2 separate regions of the Homo sapiens genome follow, and region 1 is linked to region 2. Evidence: read pairs that join two places in POLR2A ChIA-PET (ENCODE). Cell type or tissue: CD4-positive, alpha-beta T cell. All regions are shown on one strand. Region 1 overlaps PI4KA (phosphatidylinositol 4-kinase alpha). Region 2 overlaps SCARF2 (scavenger receptor class F member 2).

Region 1 (5,000 bases), 360 kb before region 2:
GCTGGTGCGATGCTCGTAGATGAGGAAAAGAAAGGGGCGGTCGACAGTGAAGCGGACTTGGGTGGACAGCGGCATGAACCCCACCGTGGTCACAGTGGTGGCTTGGGTGCCTTCCTCGTTCACTGTGATCGTGCCTTGGTGCTTGAACTGTTTGGAAAGGAAAGTTGTCAGATTCTGGAGGTCAGCACACAGAGGGCTAGAGTTCCCAGCACAATCTCATATCATTCAGGGAAAGGATCCAAAGACAACATGTAAGGTGGAAATCACAGCTGGTCAGAGTCACTCTTGAAAATATCTGTCACCACCTGTCAGGGGCAGCCGTTGCACTTAGAGGCCGGCTAGGTTCATGTTCCCTCTTGGCAGTGCCTGTGGTCTGAGGGTCGTGGGGGCTGGTGCAGGACAGCCACCCCAGCTCCAGCTCCCCACACTGCTGCGCACTTCTCCGGGATGGGGAACTGGGTCTGCTGCACTGTTTGGACTGGTGTTCTCTCTCTTTTGCTGAGCGCCCGATTGGTTTAAGTTAAGTATGTGTATAGTGCGGTGTTTAATGGCTCTTTCATGATTTGGCTGGGGGTAGCTATTTCCCAGACCGCAGCACATGTCTCCCCTGTCTCTGGTGTCAGCGGGAGTGGGGCTCACCCCATGGCTGCTCTTGGGATCCCCCCTGCCCAGTAAGTGTCTGCCAGGTGCCGTGCTCTCCAGCTGGCATCCATGAAACTAGGCATTCTGTGTATCCCACCCAGGCCGAAGAGCAGACTCAGCACCCCAAGCTGGGACATGAGATTGGGGGGTGGGTAGGAAGGGCAAGTGGAGGTGGGGCTGTGCTGAGGCAGACCCTGGGGACGGGTCGGGGGTGGACAAGGGAGTGGTTACCAGGTCGATGGCGATCCTTTGGTCTGAGATGCCTGCCATGTTGCCATTTTTGTCAAACAGCATCCTGATCCCCATCAACTTCAGGGACTCCACTAGATTGTAGTTCTTCTCCAGCTTGAATTTCGGCAGAAGCACTTCTCGAGTTCTAGACAGAAAAGGAAAGGGGGGCCCAGTTTTATTGAACCACAAGTTACAAAAGAATCATGATTTTCCCTTTAAAGGGCCACGGGTTATATTTATCACAGAATTGATATAGCACTTATTAAAATTTATATTCCGGGACTGTCAGTTGAGGATTTTAGGAAGCACACTCCTTTGTAATTCCGCTACTGAAAACTGAGGTGTGTTTTCTGTTGCATGATTATTTCCTTGAGACTGTATGGTTCGTTTCCTATCTTCAAGGTTAGCAGCAGAACTTTTCCTGGTTTATGGTTTAAAAAGGCATCTAAAATAATTCTCTGGTTTGGTTTCCCAATTTTAGGCATTTGGTTTTTTTTTTGTAATTAAGGAGTCGAATATCTGGTAGTGTACTTTTAAAAAGAACCTTTCCTGTATATACTAGACAATGCTGAATATTCTCAATCTTTGCCTCAACTTACTCAATCCCTAAGGGGGCGGATAGCAACAGTAGTGCCTGTGGAGTTAGTCTGGCACTTTGCAGGGGATAAAGAGATTTAAGGTGCAATCCCAGCTGGATGGGCAGGAAGGCTTGATCTTCTTCACTCTTTTACCTAGCTCATACCTTGCACCAAGTAAGATCTCAATTAAAAGTCAAATGGGCCAGGCACAGCGGCTCACGCCTGTTAATCCCAGCACTTTGGAAGGCCAAGGCAGGAGGACTGCTTGAGGCCAGGAGTTCAAGACCAGCCTGGGCAACACAGCGAGACCTCATCTCTACCAAAAAAAGTTTAATTAGCTGGGCATGAAGGTGCACGCCTGTAGTCTCAACTATTCAGGAGGCTGAGGTGAGAGGATCACTTAAGTTCAGGAGGTTGAGGCTGCAGTGAGCCATGATGATGCCACTGCACTCCAGCCTGGGTGACAGAACAAGACCCTGTCTCAAAAAAAAAAAAAAAAAAAAGATGCAGTCCCTTTCTCAAGAGCTGCCGGGCTGCAGGGAGGAATGGAAGGAGGCAGGTACAGAAGGGACGTTGTTAAGGAAAAATTCACAGAGCATGATGACTGGCTACCCGGGCAAATACCTTCCTCTGAGAGCCTACTTTTCTCAGTTTGGTTGCATATGTTTGTATTCTTGTCCTATAAGGAGGTTCAAACCAGAATCACTTCTTCATATGGGCCTAGCCAGTATCCAGTAAGACAGAAATAAGACCTCTCCATTCTTTCTGCCATGACCCAATAATAATCTCAATAAGTACTTAACACCTGCAGTTTTAACTACAAAGTAACGAATAATAATAGAGGAAATCATGAATGATGTGTCCTCGGTAGGCTAAGAGGACCTTGGAATTTCCTGGGCAGGGAAGAGTTGAGCCAATCTTTTTTTGAGTGCCTCCTAGGTTCCAAGTACTGGGAGGGGCGCTCAGCATCGCTGATTCTGTTATTTTCTCAAGTGACCCGGGGAAGTAATGGAATTATACCCATTTTAGGGATGATGAAGCTGGGACTCGAAGCCACAAAGCAAGCACCAAGCTGTCTCTAAGTCATCTGCCTCTAACTTCTGAAACTGGCCCCTAGAGGGCAGATGTGTCCCTTATGAATGCTCTCTAATCATCTCTTATCTCAAGCAACAAATTGGGGCTGAATTAACAGAGTGGCCCTGTATGGAAGTTCTTGGGTACTTGTACATAATTCTCCCTTTTTAAAAAAATGATCCATTTTCCAGTATTCCCAGACACCCCCAGCATCTGGGAGCTCAAAAGAACAAACACACAGTGTGAAATACCTGTTTGTCATGCTTTTTTGCCATCTCTCCACCACCCGGGGTGTCAGTTGCGCTTCGAGGGTCTTCATCCCAGACATCTTGTGTGGGACCACAATTAGCATGCTGATGCCCCCCACGTATTCCAGCTGGAGGATGTCGCAGTCCAGCTCCTGGTCATTTGCTGCGAGGAAGTTCCCCTTGGTCTGCATCATGGAAACCTTAACTACCTCTCTCTCATTCAGCCGGAAGTTGTGGTTGTGTGTCATTTCCACTGGGAATTTATTCACCCAGGATCCTGTAAAGGCCACAGGAAGAGGCTGTTATGAGAAGGTTCCTTTAGGGAAATCGTCTCACCCTTGAGAGTGAATCTGATTTCCCTGGAGGCCTCATTCAGATAGCCTGCAGAGCCGACCCCACAGTCTCTTGATTCCTGAGGCCTGATTTGGGCAGAAATTTGCATTTCTAACAAGAGAGGTTAACGAGAGGTTACCCGGACTGGAATAGTTTCTGGAGTAGGGTCTGATACGAACTAGTTGTTTGACCATGGTAAGGCACCTAACTCGCTTCTATTTCTTCATCTGTCACATCTGTCAAATGAGTAACTTTGAGCTCTTTCCAGCTTTTATTACTGTTATTATTATTTGGTTTTTGAGACCAGGTCTCACTGTGTCATGCAGGCTGGAGTGCGGCGATGCCATCATAGCTCACTGCAGCCTCACACTCCCAGGCTCAAGGAATCCTCCTGCCTCAGCCTCCCTCCCCAGTAGCTTGGACTACAAGCACATGCCACGCCTGGCTATTTTTTCTTTCTGTCTTTTTTTTTTTTTTTTTAATTGTAGATGGGGTCTTGCTATGTTACCTAGGCTGGTCTCAAACCCTTGGCCTCAAGCAATCCTCCTGCCTCAGCCTTCCAAAGCACTGGGATTATAGGCATGAGCCACCCTGCCAGCCTCAGCTCTGTCTTGATGGCCTTCATCCCTCACACTGTGATTCTGTAGTGACTAACAAGACATTTGGGTGATGCCATGTTGCCCTTAGGATCACCACTGTAGATATGGGGACAGTGCTGTGTATCCAGGAATAAGCCCATGTCTATGTTAGCTCTAAGATGTGAGTAACTAATAGTAATGGGTGACTAGTAGTTGAGAACTGGCCATGTGCCGGGCATTCTTCTCAGCACCTTTCCTGTATTATCTCATTTCTGCTCCTAGCAACATGCAAGTTGTGTGCGTTTTGTTATCCCTCTTTTACATATGAGGAAACAGAGGCACAAAGAAGTGAAGTAACTTGTTCAAGGTTTCTAGCTGGTGGGTAGAGCAGCCAGGATGAGATGAGCAGGAGGTGTCTTGGAGGTTGAAGTACCAGACAGCTCCTGCCTGCCTGTGAGTGAAGCTCGATTCCCTTCTCCCTGAGTCTGCCTCACCCAGGGTTTCTCAACCTCAGCATTTTTGACATTTGGGCCACATAATAGTTTGTGGCAATGTGGGCTGCCCTGTGCATGGTAGGGTGTTTAGCAACATCCCCAGCCTCCCCCTTCTAGATACCAGTAATGCTTACTCCAACCCCCCAGGTTGTGACAACCAAAAGTGTCTTCAGACCTTGGGGACAAAATTGCTCTTTTGGGAATCACGGCCCTTTCAGTTTGGATGGAGCTGTCCCATGTCTCTTGGGATTCTTTCCTTCTGACTTCCTCATGAGAGCCTGCCTCTGTTTATTGTGCTTTACAAAGTGATTATCACATTAAAATTAGAACAAAATTAGTAATGGAGATGATTCCATATGAAATTAAGTGAAATTAAAATTACACTTCTAGACACTCGTCCCCTTTGAGAAGCATCCATGAATGATTGGGTACTCCTAGCATTTGATCCCTTGTGATGCCCGGCATTGAGTGACTATTCTCATGATGGGGAAAGGAAGCAGAAGCATTTGCACGTGTGTTTACACTGTGGTATGACACGGGTTACTGTGTTTAGGAGATTGTCAACTGACCATGCCTGATCATTTCTCCACCTCCATGCAGGCAGGGATGGCTCACTGCTGTACTTCTCTGCCTGTCCCTGAACCCTCAGCCAGGGCTAATGCAGAGGCTCTTTGGTGTACTTGGGGGGCTCCAACAGACCAGTAGGTTGGAGGACTTTGATGCTGCCAAAAATGCTTCTGCCAGCCTGTTCTAAAGTCAGTCCTAAACATAGGTTATTTGCTAGTAGAAGTAAAATAAATGTCACTAACAATATCATATGTT
Region 2 (5,000 bases):
GAAGGCCTTGGCCATGCTGGTACCTGAGGGTTGCCCACAGAGCTGAGGCCATAGAGCTGGACTCTGCTGCTCAGTACCGGAGACAGGTGTGGGGAGATGGGTAGGCCACAGCCCAGGGTTGCTCCTGGGGGAAAGTAGGCAGAGAGAAGTTTCTGGGCTTAGGTAGGGGGTGGCAGAGGAGACAGGAGGAAGGGATCCACAGAGTATGGGAGTTGGATCCACACACAGCCTTTGATCCACAGATAGCAGAAAGGAGCCTGATGGTCTGGGATTCTGCCCTGTCTCCTCCCTTGACTGTGCCCCCAGATGCCACGGGCAGGTGACCAACTCAGAGCCTCAGAAGCCTTATCGCTCTTTTTTTTTTTTTGAGACGGAGTCTGCCTCTGTCACCCAGGCTGGAGTGCAGTGGCATGATCTCCAGTCACTGCAACCTCTGCCTCCTGGGTTCAAGCAATTCTCCTGCCTCAGCCTCCCGAGTAGCTGGGATTACAGGCGCCCACGACCACGCCCAGCTAATTTTTGTATTTTTAGTAGAGACAGGGTTTCACCATATTGGCCAGGCTGGTCTCAAACTCCTGACCTCAGGTGACCGCAGCCTCCCAAAGTGCTGGGATTACAGGCGTGAGCCACCACGCCCAGCTAGAAGCCTTCTCTCTTAAAGAAGGATAATGGAACCCCTGTGGGGATGTTCCAGCCTCAAATTCGATGATGCAGGCGCCCAAGGCTGGAGGGGTGTTGGGGCAGGGCTGCCAGGCCAGGCCAAGGTTGGGCTTCAGTCGCGGGAATGCGCCCATCACTCCTTGCACAGCCTGAGTTCAGAGTCAGCCGCATAGCCTGAGGCTCTGAAGTACACATGTGTGGTTGGTGCTCTGTGCCAGGCACGTCTAGATGCCAGGGTGACACAGTGCCAAGGGCGTGGGTAGAGGAGGAAAGGTGAAGGTTTGCGCCTGGAGGTTGGAGCCCCTAAAGGTATTCCTGAAGGCTGTGACCGCCCTGCTCTTCCCTTGCCAGAGGCACCAGCGGAGAGCCGGGACCCCGAAGTCCCCACTGTCCCTGCCGAGGCGCCGGCGCCGTCCCCTGTGCCCTTGACCACGCCAGCCTCCGCCGAGGAGGCGATACCCCTCCCCGCGTCCTCCGACAGCGAGCGGTCGGCGTCCAGCGTGGAGGGGCCCGGAGGGGCTCTGTACGCGCGCGTGGCCCGACGCGAGGCCCGGCCGGCCCGGGCCCGGGGCGAGATTGGGGGCCTGTCGCTGTCGCCATCGCCCGAGCGCAGGAAACCGCCGCCACCTGACCCCGCCACCAAGCCTAAGGTGTCCTGGATCCACGGCAAGCACAGCGCCGCTGCAGCTGGCCGTGCGCCCTCACCACCGCCGCCAGGCTCCGAGGCCGCGCCCAGCCCCAGCAAGAGGAAACGGACGCCCAGCGACAAATCGGCGCATACGGTCGAACACGGCAGCCCCCGGACCCGCGACCCAACGCCGCGGCCCCCCGGGCTGCCCGAGGAGGCGACAGCCCTCGCTGCGCCCTCGCCGCCCAGGGCCCGAGCGCGGGGCCGCGGCCCCGGCCTCTTGGAGCCCACGGACGCCGGCGGTCCCCCGCGAAGCGCGCCCGAGGCTGCCTCCATGTTGGCCGCTGAGCTGCGCGGCAAGACTCGCAGCCTGGGCCGCGCCGAGGTGGCCCTGGGCGCGCAGGGCCCCAGGGAAAAGCCGGCGCCCCCACAGAAAGCCAAGCGCTCCGTGCCGCCAGCCTCGCCCGCCCGCGCGCCCCCAGCGACCGAAACCCCGGGGCCTGAGAAGGCGGCGACCGACTTGCCCGCGCCTGAGACCCCCCGGAAGAAGACCCCCATCCAGAAGCCGCCGCGCAAGAAGAGCCGGGAGGCGGCGGGCGAGCTGGGCAGGGCGGGCGCACCCACCCTGTAGCAGGCTGTGGCTCGTCCGCGCGCAGCTCCCTCAGCTTCGCAGCGCCGCCCGCCACCCCACACCTCCCACGCTACCGGGCACGGGCGGCCTCCTATTGGCCGGGCACCGCGCGGCTAGCGGAGGTTGCGTCTCATTGGCTCAGGTCCTGCAGCCGCTCCTGGATTGGAGCAGTGTGCTCTGGCGGGAAGGGCCCATCCCGTTGGTCGAGGCCTGACAGGCGCTTAGCGGGCGACTCCCTCCCCATTGGCCGAGTTATGGAGCGCTCCGACCAGACAGCGTCTCATTGGCCAAAGATGGGAGGGTTCCGCTTAAAGACCGCCTCTTACTGGCCAGGAGTGGACTTGGTTAGGGCTACCTTCTCATTGGTTGCAGCCAGAGGCACTTCTGCCCGGGCTGCCTCTCCCCCGCTAGGGCCTGGTGCCTCTGGCTGGAGGCTCCCTCCCTTGGCCGTCCCAATAGAGCCCGGGGCTACTTCCACTGGCCAGGCTCCCGGGCATCTGGTTGACCCCAGCCTGGGGAGGAGGGCTGGTCTCCGCTCCTCAGGGGCTTAGTCCGTCCCACCCCTTCCCTTCCCTGGCGCCCCGGGCCCAGGCCCCTCAGCTGTCAGCTGGTTTTGATGGCCTCCCACTGCCCCACACGCCGCGGGACCTCCAGGGGCGACTCTAGTGGCCTGAGGAGATGTATTTATAGGCCCCCAGCAGGGCTGCTCCCCCCTCGGCCGGTGCCCCAGGATGGGCTCCTCCCGGCGGGGGCTTGGCCAAAGCTTTCTTAATAAAATGCCTTTCCCCTCATGCTCTGATCACTTCCTGTTTGCAGGCTTCGGCCAAAGATGCCCCCCAGAAGTAACTTTATGTGACGACCTGTCCTGCACTCTCCCCCACCCCTTATCTCAGCGGGGAGCCCTGGAGCCCAGGCGTGGGTCTCCCGGGACCATGGTGGAAGTGGGCTGTGTCAACCCACAGGCTTCGTTTGTTTATCAAGTTTATGCGGCCCCGATCTGGCCTGCCCCATTCTGGACTGGTCACGGGGAGGAAGGTTGGGTGGGGGCAGATCAGGCAGAGTCCCTGACTGAAAGGGACAGGCGATGGGCCTGCCTCGGATCCCGGCCTTTTCCCCTGGCCGCTGCTGTTAAACTTGGGCCTCAGAGCTGTTGGTGGCAGCTTGCGGGGGGTGCAGAGGCTGCGGCCAGGGGGCCGCGGGCGCTTACTCCAGCCGGGCCTCCTCCAGCACAAACAAGCCGGTCTCCTGCTGCACAGAGCCCTGCTGTCTGCCTCAACGGGTTCCTTGTCCTCAGCCGGAAACTCTCCTGCCTGCCAGCCCCGCCTGCTACTGCGGAAGGTTGAGGGAGACGGAGGGAGCGCCCGGGGCAGATCCCCTGCCCCCAAGCCAGACCCGGCTGCCTGGCTATCTGTGACCATCTGTGCCCTACGGCCTCGCTGCTCCTGACCCGCCTACCCTCCCGGGCAGGCCTCCTAAGTGACCCTCCTAAGCCGCAGACCCTCACCTTCCATGGCCCCTGCTGTCCCCACACTAAGTTCCCCCAGCTCCTGCCTGTCTGTTCTCCTCCCACCTCCTGCCTCTGCCCGGCAGGCCTCTTCTTGTTCTCCTGCATCTCATCTTTTGATGCCCAGCTCAAAGTCTTCCCCTGCTGCCAGGATCTTCTGATCACCCTGCAGCCGCCACACAGCACTCATTGGTCTCACGCTGGCAACTTGGGGCTCTCGTCCTGGGCACACTCTCATCCTCTGACCAGATGCCCCACGGAGGTCAACTTTGGTCACCCATCTTAGAGGGGTCACCCATCTCAGAAGGCCCAGCCATCTGAGTGGAGACTGCGTCCTGCCCTGGGTCGGCCGTCCAGAGCAGCTGGCAGGACACAAACAGGCAGCACGTGGAATGTGGGATCCCTGCCTCTGGGCCATACTGCTTCCCTGGAGCCAGCTGGGCACCCTCCCAGCCATGGCCCTGTGGCTGGAAAGCCTCTGCTCTGTTTGGGCACTGCGCCATGCGGGCTGCTGGGGTTAAGGCCAAGAGGGCAGATGCCCAGCCGGGCTCCGCGAGGGCAGGGCAGTGCCTGCGTGTGGGTGAGGGGTGGGCAGTGCAGGGGCTCAGACCACATTCTTGTCTAGGCGGTGCCCACCCCCCAGAACGATGAGGATGCCACACTGCTGTTCCCTGAACCCCCAAGCCCTCAGCTCTTGCTATTTCTCCTCCCCCAGCCTGGACCAGCACGATTTGGAGAGAACAGGGATGTCCCAGTGACCAGGCCTTTCTGGGGACCTCTCCTTGCCCTTCTCTGGGAAGCCCCCTAGGTGTCGAAGACTCTACCTGTGGGTGCCTCACAAAACAGGGGACCCCCCCCAACCTACCACCAGCCTTCCCTTCCCCCCAGGAGGGTTCCAGTGGCTGCTGGGAAGGGAGCTGCTGGGACCCCTCCAGCCTCCTGCCTCCCACCACCCGCTTCTCCCCACCCCCTCGGGGCTCACAGCAGTGCCAGCTCCCAGGGCAGGCGCCACAAAAGGGAACCGCGGCTGCTGGAACCTCCGTTGCCATGGGGATGGGGACCACAGGACCCACATCTGGTAGCGATTGAGGAGGAAAAATTATGAGTGGTGGAAAACGCAAATATTTTTTGTAGCACAGAGCACAATGGAGTGGGAGGAATGTGGGGACCAGGCCCAGCCTGGTGGTTACAAGCAGACGCAGGCCACAGCACACAGAGGCCTGCAGACACTAACCCTACGCCGCATGCACGCTCCTCTAGACTCAGAAACACCAACACAGACACACAGCCCGAAACGCAGACATGCACACACAAAGCCAGCAGAATCTCAGAAACACAGAGACGGCACACACACTGCAACAGACGCCCACACAGCACTGGGCCCAGAGGAACACAGCCACTCACCTGCCAACACACACACACACACGACACTCCATCAGACAGAAACACTCACTCTCCAACACACACACACAACCCACCGCTCACAGAGACAGACGCGCTGTGACACACACACAGCCAGCCCACTACTATGGAGGACACTCAACCCACACCACGCACATAAAAATGGAAAAAAAGAC

The links. ChIA-PET counts read pairs that join two places held together with the same protein. Peaks named below come from ENCODE experiments on the same cell type or tissue, not always from the same donor. Only the 100,000 strongest peaks of a DNase experiment are listed, where the experiment ranks them.
Region 1: POLR2A ChIA-PET joins it to region 2 with 6 read pairs; 1 of 35 experiments calls an interaction of 5 or more read pairs at or near these places.

What each region holds. Positions count from the first base shown.
Region 1 is chr22:20,782,022-20,787,021 of GRCh38, reverse strand. The region is part of intron 19 of PI4KA (phosphatidylinositol 4-kinase alpha); the gene reads left to right. SERPIND1 (serpin family D member 1) reads right to left here. Exons shown (of 5, transcript NM_000185.4): 3 at 2,777-3,050; 4 at 874-1,018; 5 at 1-147. Among named protein-coding and RNA genes, the nearest start is that of SERPIND1, 10 kb to the right of the region's middle. In CD4-positive, alpha-beta T cell, a CTCF peak has its summit at 2,594 (motif pointing right); a DNase peak (open chromatin) is centred at 2,571.
Region 2 is chr22:20,422,294-20,427,293 of GRCh38, reverse strand. SCARF2 (scavenger receptor class F member 2) reads left to right here. Exons shown (of 11, transcript NM_182895.5): 11 at 1,012-2,710. The coding sequence ends at 1,919. Among named protein-coding and RNA genes, the nearest start is that of SCARF2, 13 kb to the left of the region's middle. RefSeq lists enhancers at 3,881-4,392, 2,577-5,000. In CD4-positive, alpha-beta T cell, no CTCF peak of the experiment used is centred here; a DNase peak (open chromatin) is centred at 2,053; H3K27me3 peaks cover 763 bases.